Regions from separate parts of the Homo sapiens genome. Here region 1 is linked to region 2. The links are chromatin loops, found by intact Hi-C in ENCODE. Cell type or tissue: ovary. All regions are shown on one strand.

What was found. Hi-C counts contacts between places; a loop is a spot of excess contacts. Peaks named below come from ENCODE experiments on the same cell type or tissue, not always from the same donor. Only the 100,000 strongest peaks of a DNase experiment are listed, where the experiment ranks them.
Region 1: a loop joins it to region 2, with 3 times the contacts of the local background. A loop is called at or near these places in 1 of 110 quality-filtered maps.

What each region holds. Positions count from the first base shown.
Region 1 is chr5:74,286,538-74,290,537 of GRCh38, reverse strand. No RefSeq gene overlaps it. Among named protein-coding and RNA genes, the nearest start is that of LINC01335, 20 kb to the left of the region's middle. In ovary, no CTCF peak of the experiment used is centred here; a DNase peak (open chromatin) is centred at 1,530; H3K27ac peaks cover 398 bases.
Region 2 is chr5:74,038,423-74,042,422 of GRCh38, reverse strand. All of the region lies in intron 2 of LINC02122 (long intergenic non-protein coding RNA 2122), which reads left to right. It overlaps LOC105379035 (a long non-coding RNA gene), which reads right to left and starts at 2,372. Exons shown (of 3, transcript XR_948476.3): 1 at 2,046-2,372; 2 at 262-347. In ovary, no CTCF peak of the experiment used is centred here; a DNase peak (open chromatin) is centred at 2,247; H3K27ac peaks cover 510 bases.

The DNA.
Region 1 (4,000 bases), 250 kb before region 2:
ATTTGTCTGTTTTGTTCACTGCTATATTCCATTATCTAGAACAAGACCTTGCCCAGAGTATAGACTCCATAATTATTTTGGAAAGAATAAGTTAATATTTAATATTCTGTTCATCTTAGACGATCAATGGCCAGAAAGAGGCCACTGTATGAAGATTGGCGGCCTGTGGTCAGTGTCACATGACTAGTAACAGCATTTGTGTGGTGAGAAGAGGCAGGGGAATAATGAGTTGAAACATTTTTAAATCTCCTCTTACGGGAGAAAATTCTGGAGAATCAGGATCTTTAAGGAGGATGCTAGAAATAGAATATGGTAGAGCCAATTAGTACCTTGGGAGATGGTTCTGAGACTTTGCATCACCAGGGATCTCTTTTTAAAATCTCTCCCATATATTTTGTCAGATCTTTCTATTAAAACCCTAAACTTTTTCAGTAGTTCATTGATAATTTTCACTTTTGTTAGGTAAAGTCATATGCAGCTGCCAATTAGAATGCCAGACAGATTGAAGTAAAATAATCAGAATATCATGAGACTATGAGATAATTTCTTCCAAAAGCAAGGGCAGAGCTGGTGCAGCCTCAGCTCCAATAATTAGGTGCTCCCCACTGGACTCTCCAAGATTTTAAAAATAGCTCAAGGGCCCCCTTGAGCTATTTAGCTCAACGGAAATGCTGTGACTTGCCCAAGATGACATAGCAATTTATTGGCAACATTAGGCCAGAATCCTGGTCCTGTGACTCCCATGTTAGTGCTCTGGTGTATTAAAGGTATAATTTCCCATGGAGCCTACTCATATGGTAGCTCTGTTTGAGTTATGTACTTAGAGGCCAAGGCAACAATAGCTCTTATGTTGATTAAAGATATACTATATCTGTGCCAGATGATTTTCCTAAATTTGATCCAATTCTCAGAATAACCTTTATAATAGGTGTCACTACCCTCATTTTACTACAGAAGAGTCACAGAGGCCGAGTGATGTGTTCAAGGGTTCACAGCTAGAAAGTAGCAGAGTCAGAACCTGAACCTGGGTTTTTCTGCTTTGAAGCCCGTATGTTCTTCCTTACACCTTGCTGTCAACATACCCAGAGCCAGGTTCCTGTCCATGATTCATCTGTTAAGAGGTTATGCCCTGGAGCTATGATAATTTTCGATTATTTGGATAATGGAACCCTTCTCCCAAGTTGGTAGCTTCCCCAGAACACTGACTTTGTAATTCACTGCTTTCTGCACCACTGGGAGAAAAGAAGACAGTTCGTAGGAAAAATGTTGAGGAAGGTGGGTGGAGGAGCCTTCAGAGAAGGATGATCTCTCAAACTTAGGTTATTTCTATCATCACCCAAATCCTTACAATATTCCACAGCTTTTCTATCTCCTTCTATAGTTCATCCTCATCCTGTATACACATAGTGTATTATTTGTGTCACCATGACCTGGAAATCTTTCTGTCTGGGAATCACATTTCCTGGCTATTTTTAAAGATTACAGAATTTTCTCTCTCCTATGAGCTGCCTCTGTGAGCATTGGCAGATGGGGAGCATCTTGAGCCGTGGTCACAAATGTTTAGAAGCTCTAAAGGTCATGTCTATTGCCTAATGAATATTTGGTTTCTGATAATGGACTTGTGACAAACACCTATCATTTGAATACTAATTACAGTGATTTATATTGAATTCTCATTGGCTGTCTTATGAGATGATGTTCCGGAAAGTCCCTGGTGGGTGAAAGACATGGAATCATGTCTGGCATTGAGATGTTAAAAGGAAAACAGTACACTTTGTTCTTTTGGCGAGCTCCCATTTAACTGACAAATCTGTTGAGCTGGAGAAGCTTTGTTTAAGTAAGAAATAAGGAATGATTTAATTCATGTAACAGTCTAAATATGATATTTCCAAGACAGGCTGGGGGATGTCTGACCTCTTTTCTCTAAAGAAGAAAGTGTAGTCTGGTGGGAAAAGCATGAACTTTACAAACAGAGAGACCTGGATTTTTAATTCCAGGGTCACTGTTCATTATTATTATTGCTGTTGTAAGTTATAATAATAACAATAGTAATATGTCTGTCTTAGCTGATTTTCCTAAATTTGATCTGATTCTCAGAATAATCTTTATAATAGGTATCATTACCCTCATTTTACTAAAGAAGAGACACGGAGAGTTTACATTGCACATATAGGTAGTATACTAAATGCTTGCCTGAATTATCTTAATTATTACAACAATCCTATGACTTATTATCAAATAGTATTAGTCATCTCTATTTTACAAGTGAGGGGACTGAGGCTTAGTGTATCGGTCAGGGTACTGGGAGGAAATAATTGAATTCAGATGATTCCAATAAGGAAACTTTAAAGAGATGACTCCTTGTAGAGGTGGGGCAGGGATAAGGGAACCAGCAATGGATGTTGAGGCACCCAGAGACTGCAGCCTTGGCACACTGTTACCACCCCTAGTGCTGGAGGGACAACCGAAGGGAAGAGTGAGTGGTGGCATGTTGCGGGGGGTCAGGGGGCTGCCTGGTGGGAGCTGACATACAGGGATGCTGCAACAGCCGGAAACGTGTACCAAGTCAGGGAGAAGCGCAGAAGAAATGCCTCAACCTTTGTCTCCTCCTCCCTCTGATCTATCTGTGCTTCTTGTTGACTAAACCCAATGGGAAGCCAGAGGGCAAGAGAGAGTGATGATGCTTTGCAGATCAATCCCAGGGCATAGGCAGATTAGAGGATCAATGCGTTCAGAGTGTCTTTATCCTGAAGAAACAGGATGGACCCCATTTGGTTTGGATATTGAAACTGATGATGCCACACATATGCCAAGAGGGTATGAAAGGCTTAACTCACATAACGAGGCTTTCTGGGAAGAGCATGGCAGCCCCTAAGCAGGTTCAATAATAGCTTAAGAGAGCAAGGAAAGGAGACTAATATGGCAGGGTGAGGGTTCTCATACATGGTTTAAAATTCCAGCCCATACCAAAGAGAAAGTACCCAGGCTTTCTAATCAGCTTGTCAAGATGGGGGCTGGGGGTGGAAGAAGAGGGAGGAGTGAGTCTTACAGGCTGTCAGCAGTCAAACATCAAAACTGGTGTTAGATCCATTCTAACAAGGTGGCAGATGGAGATTAAGCAGCAGAGAGAGATTCGATGGAGATTAAGCAGCAGAGAGATTCATTAATTAATGATTAATAACTTTATCATTAAGTGATTAATAGTTAATCATTTGGTTTTCAACCCAAGTCAGTCTTTGGCCAAAACTTGTGCTTTTAACTATCACAGTAACTGACTTTGTGACCTTGAGCAAATTACTTAATCTCTCTGAGCCTTGACTTTCTCATCTACAAAATGGAGATAGTATCTGCATGCCTGACACACAGCTGGTGTTCCGTTTATGGCAGTTACGATTGTTACCCTTTTGCTTCTGCTGCAGTTGTTACTGTTCTGGAAAGCCTGGTGTTCTAGTGTCTCTGAGAAAAGTCTGGCACAGATTTGACTCCTATTTCTCTAAGCAGCATACCCTGTGACACCAAGCTATTACCTTTTTCTTAAGACCAGGTTGAGAGACTCATCTTACCAAGTCAATCAACAGACAAGTTTAACATCTGTCTCCCTGGCATATGTCAGAAAAGAAGGCTGCACAGCCTTCAATCATTCAGATGCCACCATGATGTAATGGAGTTGCTGAGAAGTGAAAGGGGCCTCTCTTACTTCATCCTTGGCTATTAACTCTGGAAGATTGTCTTTCTAAGATGCCAGGAAAAGAAGGATGTGAGATGGGCAGATTTGTTGTCCAGTGTTCCTTTAATGTCATGTGGTTCTAGAATCTTCCATTTATTTAACACTACTCCAGTTCATCTACCTCATGGACTAGGAGGTGCTTTGCACGTAGTATCTCCTTGATCAATCTTTGCTGAATTAAAGACTGATTTTTTGAACCAATGGCATGCCAACTAAGCTACTGATGGCTTATGTGTTTTTTTTTTAAATGCACCTAACAAAATAAATTATAGT
Region 2 (4,000 bases):
ACTAAGTATAGAGTATTCTGTATCAGTAAATAGTGCCTAATAGGGAAAAATGGTAGCAACCAAAATTTATCATATGACTAAAAGCCATAGGATATTTTGGAAATTAGCAGGCAAGGAGAGAGGAACTATAGCATTTTTAATACCTACTTCACTCCTGGCACTTTATATGTATTACATTTTATACACACTATAGTAGAAGTAAGTATTAAAACCTCATTTTACTATTGAAGGAACTGAAGGTCAGAGGATTGAGTAACTTACCCATGGTCCCACAGCTAAGAAGCAACAGAGTCAGAGTCCTGACTCAGGGCTGACACCCAGGCCTGCAGATTTTCCTGTACATCCCTCTGTCAGATTAGTGTCAAGTCAAATAAGGTGACATGCAAGACAGAGAATAATTCAGTCAATCATGAAACAAACCAAAATGAGAGTCAACTTCCTCAAAGCAAAGTCATTTTTTAAATTCACTTACAGATGTGTGCTTGATTAGTCTGATTAAATATATATACTCTCTATATCTTTTTGCCTCTACAAGCATCAATCTAGCTGTTCCTTAATTCTGTTACACGTATTGAAGTTTCTACTGAAACAAGGAAGAGGTTTGTCCAATTCTTTCCCTAAGACATGACTGCTGGATAAAGTTTATTTTTGCTCTGCCCTTCCTCGTAGCTGGCTCTTTGCCTGTTGATTTAAAATGAATTTTCAGGGGCTCATAGAACAAGAAGAATTTTAACTCTTAAAAATTAACCACAAAGACAGGAACAGATCTTTTTAAAATACCTTGTTTAATATTGGTACACTGTGAGGGGTTAACAAATGAGAAGTAGGGTCCTATTAGTCTCTTATCATACTAAGAAACCATCTTGCCATACTTAGCTTGGTAGTCATTGCAGATAGAATGTGCCATCTGTGAATGGAATAAGCACAAACCATTTGAACTACAGGGTACTCCAAAAGCCTTTTTTGAGTTCACTTACATGTTGTATTTTTTATTTGTTCAATCTTGCATTCACTCAGCTCATAATACACCTGCTCAGCTGTAACTGAGATGGAGATATCTCACCAATAAAGGCAAGACAGGAATTCAGAGCACTGGGTTTAAATGTAAAATCAAAAAGTAGTGGGGCCCACATGCGTGAATGAGCCAGAGGAGAGGTGGCACCTGGCCAGCTGGACTCCCAGTGCAACTGCCTCAGTGGGGAAGCAGCGTGTGCGTGACAGAGTATACCACGTGCCAGATGCTATGCAAGTCTTCACCTGTGTCATCTCATTGAGTGTCCCCTTCACAGCAACCCTTTGAGGGAGGACTTCATAAGCCATGTGTTCCAGATGAGGAAACTAAAGCTAAGAGAAGGTAACTAAACTGATTAAACTGAGGGGTTACACAGCTAGCAAGTTGACTTGGCTATAAGTCAAAATCAGTCCTGAATAACTCCAAAAACCACATTCCTCCTACTTCACCATGAGACCTTCCACTGATACAACCCTCAGGGGCTCGTCAGAGGAATAAGCAACTAAGAATTATTCATCAAAACTTCCTAGAAGAATCCCTGCTTATAGTGTGTTAAATTGTATTTCATTAGCAGAGCTGCATCTCATTCCTGGCCTCCCTGCTTCTATGCCCACACATCATTGTGTTTACTCTCTTACTAAGACCCGATTTCCCATACAATAATATTCTAGGGCTTACCCTGCATAGGGGAGGAAAGACATTGAGGGGACTTGAGACTCACTGAAAGAACTAGGTTTTGTAGGAGATCAAGAAGGGGCAAGTCAAAGTAATAGAAGAAAAATTAACCTGAGAAAGGGGGAGGGAACTTTTTCTTCTGAGATATGAAGGAAACATGAGAAAACAAATTTAAAGCCAGACTCTGGGAGGTAGAGTGTTCTTAGAAAGGAATCTCATATAAGAGATATTATGTATGAAAAAACCTTTCAAAAAGATGCTACACAGACATAGGATCTTTGGGCATCTGCCAAGAGTCATAAAAGAAAATCCGGCTCAAGAGATGAAAGTAATATTCTGTAATAATGAGAATACTCACCATGCTGGGCTCCTGTGCTGTGGAAACACTCATTCCAAAGTAATGTTCATGTGTGGGACACTGAGATACACCACCCAGACCTCCCTGAAATAAGAGCTTGTTGTCCCAGCTGCTGGAAGTCTGTCAACAGACAGCCTTCAGCTGCCATCCCTTCAGGCAAGCTGCCTTGCTCATGATCAAGCCCCTCCTGGGCAGCCCATATCTAGTGACTAATAGCTTTGGAGTAAGAAGACCTTGCCATCTGGCTCAACTCTAGCAAGACCATTCTAGCTCAAGAGCTCTCATGAGCTCAGCCAGGCCGTCACTGGGCCTGCACCACATTTCAACTTCTTCCTCTACCCAGTTCTGCCTTAGTCTCTTCCTGTGGAATGCATAGATCCCAAGGACCCTCCTTATAAATATCCTGCACACTAGATTCTATCTCAGAGCCTGCTTCTGCAGCAGCCCAACCTGCAGTAGTACTTTTTATGAGCAAGGGGCCAAGAGCAAAACAGAAAACTGGTATCCCCCTAAGTCCATTCAGACTATCATAAGACAGCACAAAATTGCTCCTTCTCGGGCTTGGGTAACTGTTTAAGCAGGTCTCTGCTAGCTGAGTTATTACCAAATCAGCCTGTCATACTGCAATATTCTTCTTTGCAAAGAACTCACATGATTTATTCTTATTTGTAAAACTTTGTGAGATTAGGCTGTTTCGTCTTTACACATATTCACTTAACAAGATTTAGTAAACACCTACCCAGGCACTGCACTAAGAACTGAGGGAGTGGAAATGAAAAAAAGTCCCAGCCATTACCAGGCTCCCAGATGAGTAGAGGGCACAAACTCCAAAACACATGAGACATACAGTGGAAGCCTGAACACAATCTTTTGTGAGTCCACATGATGGCATAATTTGGAGTTTCAGGATGGCAGAAGAGGAGGCCAGAATACACAAGCTATTGCCTTCATTGCAGGCATTTGACCATAGTAATGAGCAATACAGACTCTGGAGTGAGACTATGTGAGTTTGACTCCTGCCTTCATCATCTTCTAGTTCTCCCTAGGTAAGCTATGACATAGCCTCCCTGGGTCTCGATTTGCTCCTCTATGAGGTAGCACTCATATTAATGTAAACCAAAAGTACCTGAGACAGGTCTGAATCAGTTTAGAAAGTTGATTTTTGCCAAGGTTAAGGACACACTCATGACACATCCTCAGGAGATCCTGACATGTGCCCAAGGTGGTGGGGTACAGCTCAGCTTTATACATTTTAAGGAGATATGAGACATCAATCCATACATGTAAGATGTACATTGGTTCAGTCCAGAAAGGCAGCATGACTTGAAGTGGGAGCTTCCAGGTCATAGGTAGATTAGATTTTCCAATTGGCAATTGGTTGAAAGAGTTATTATCAATAGAAAGGAATGTCTGGGTACAATAAGAGGTCATAGAGACCAGGGTTTTGTCATACAGATGAAGCCTCCAGGTAGCAGACTTCAGAGAGAATAAATTGTAAATGTTTCTTATCAAACTTAGAGTCCGTTCTACCAGTAATTCCAAAAGGGAGGAGGGTATAATGAGGCATGTCCAGCTCCCCCTTCCCATCATAGCCTGAACTTGTTCTTCAGGTTAATTTTGGAATGTCCTTGGCCAGGAGGAAGGGTTCATTCAGATGGTTGAGGGGCCTTAGAATTTTAATTTTGGTTTACATTAGTCAGCTTGGGCTACCACAACAATATACCATAGACTGAGTGCCTTAAACAGTGAATAATTATATCTCACTGTTCTGGAGACTGGGAAGTCCAAAATCAAGGTGATAGCCAACTTGGTTCCCCGGTGAGAAATTCTTCTGACTTTCAGAAATTCTTCTGCCTTTTCCCTGTGTCCTCACATGGCAGTGACAGGAGAGGGAAGCAAGTTGTCTGGAGCCGCTTCTTAGGGGGGCCCTAATCCCATTATGAGGACCCCACCCT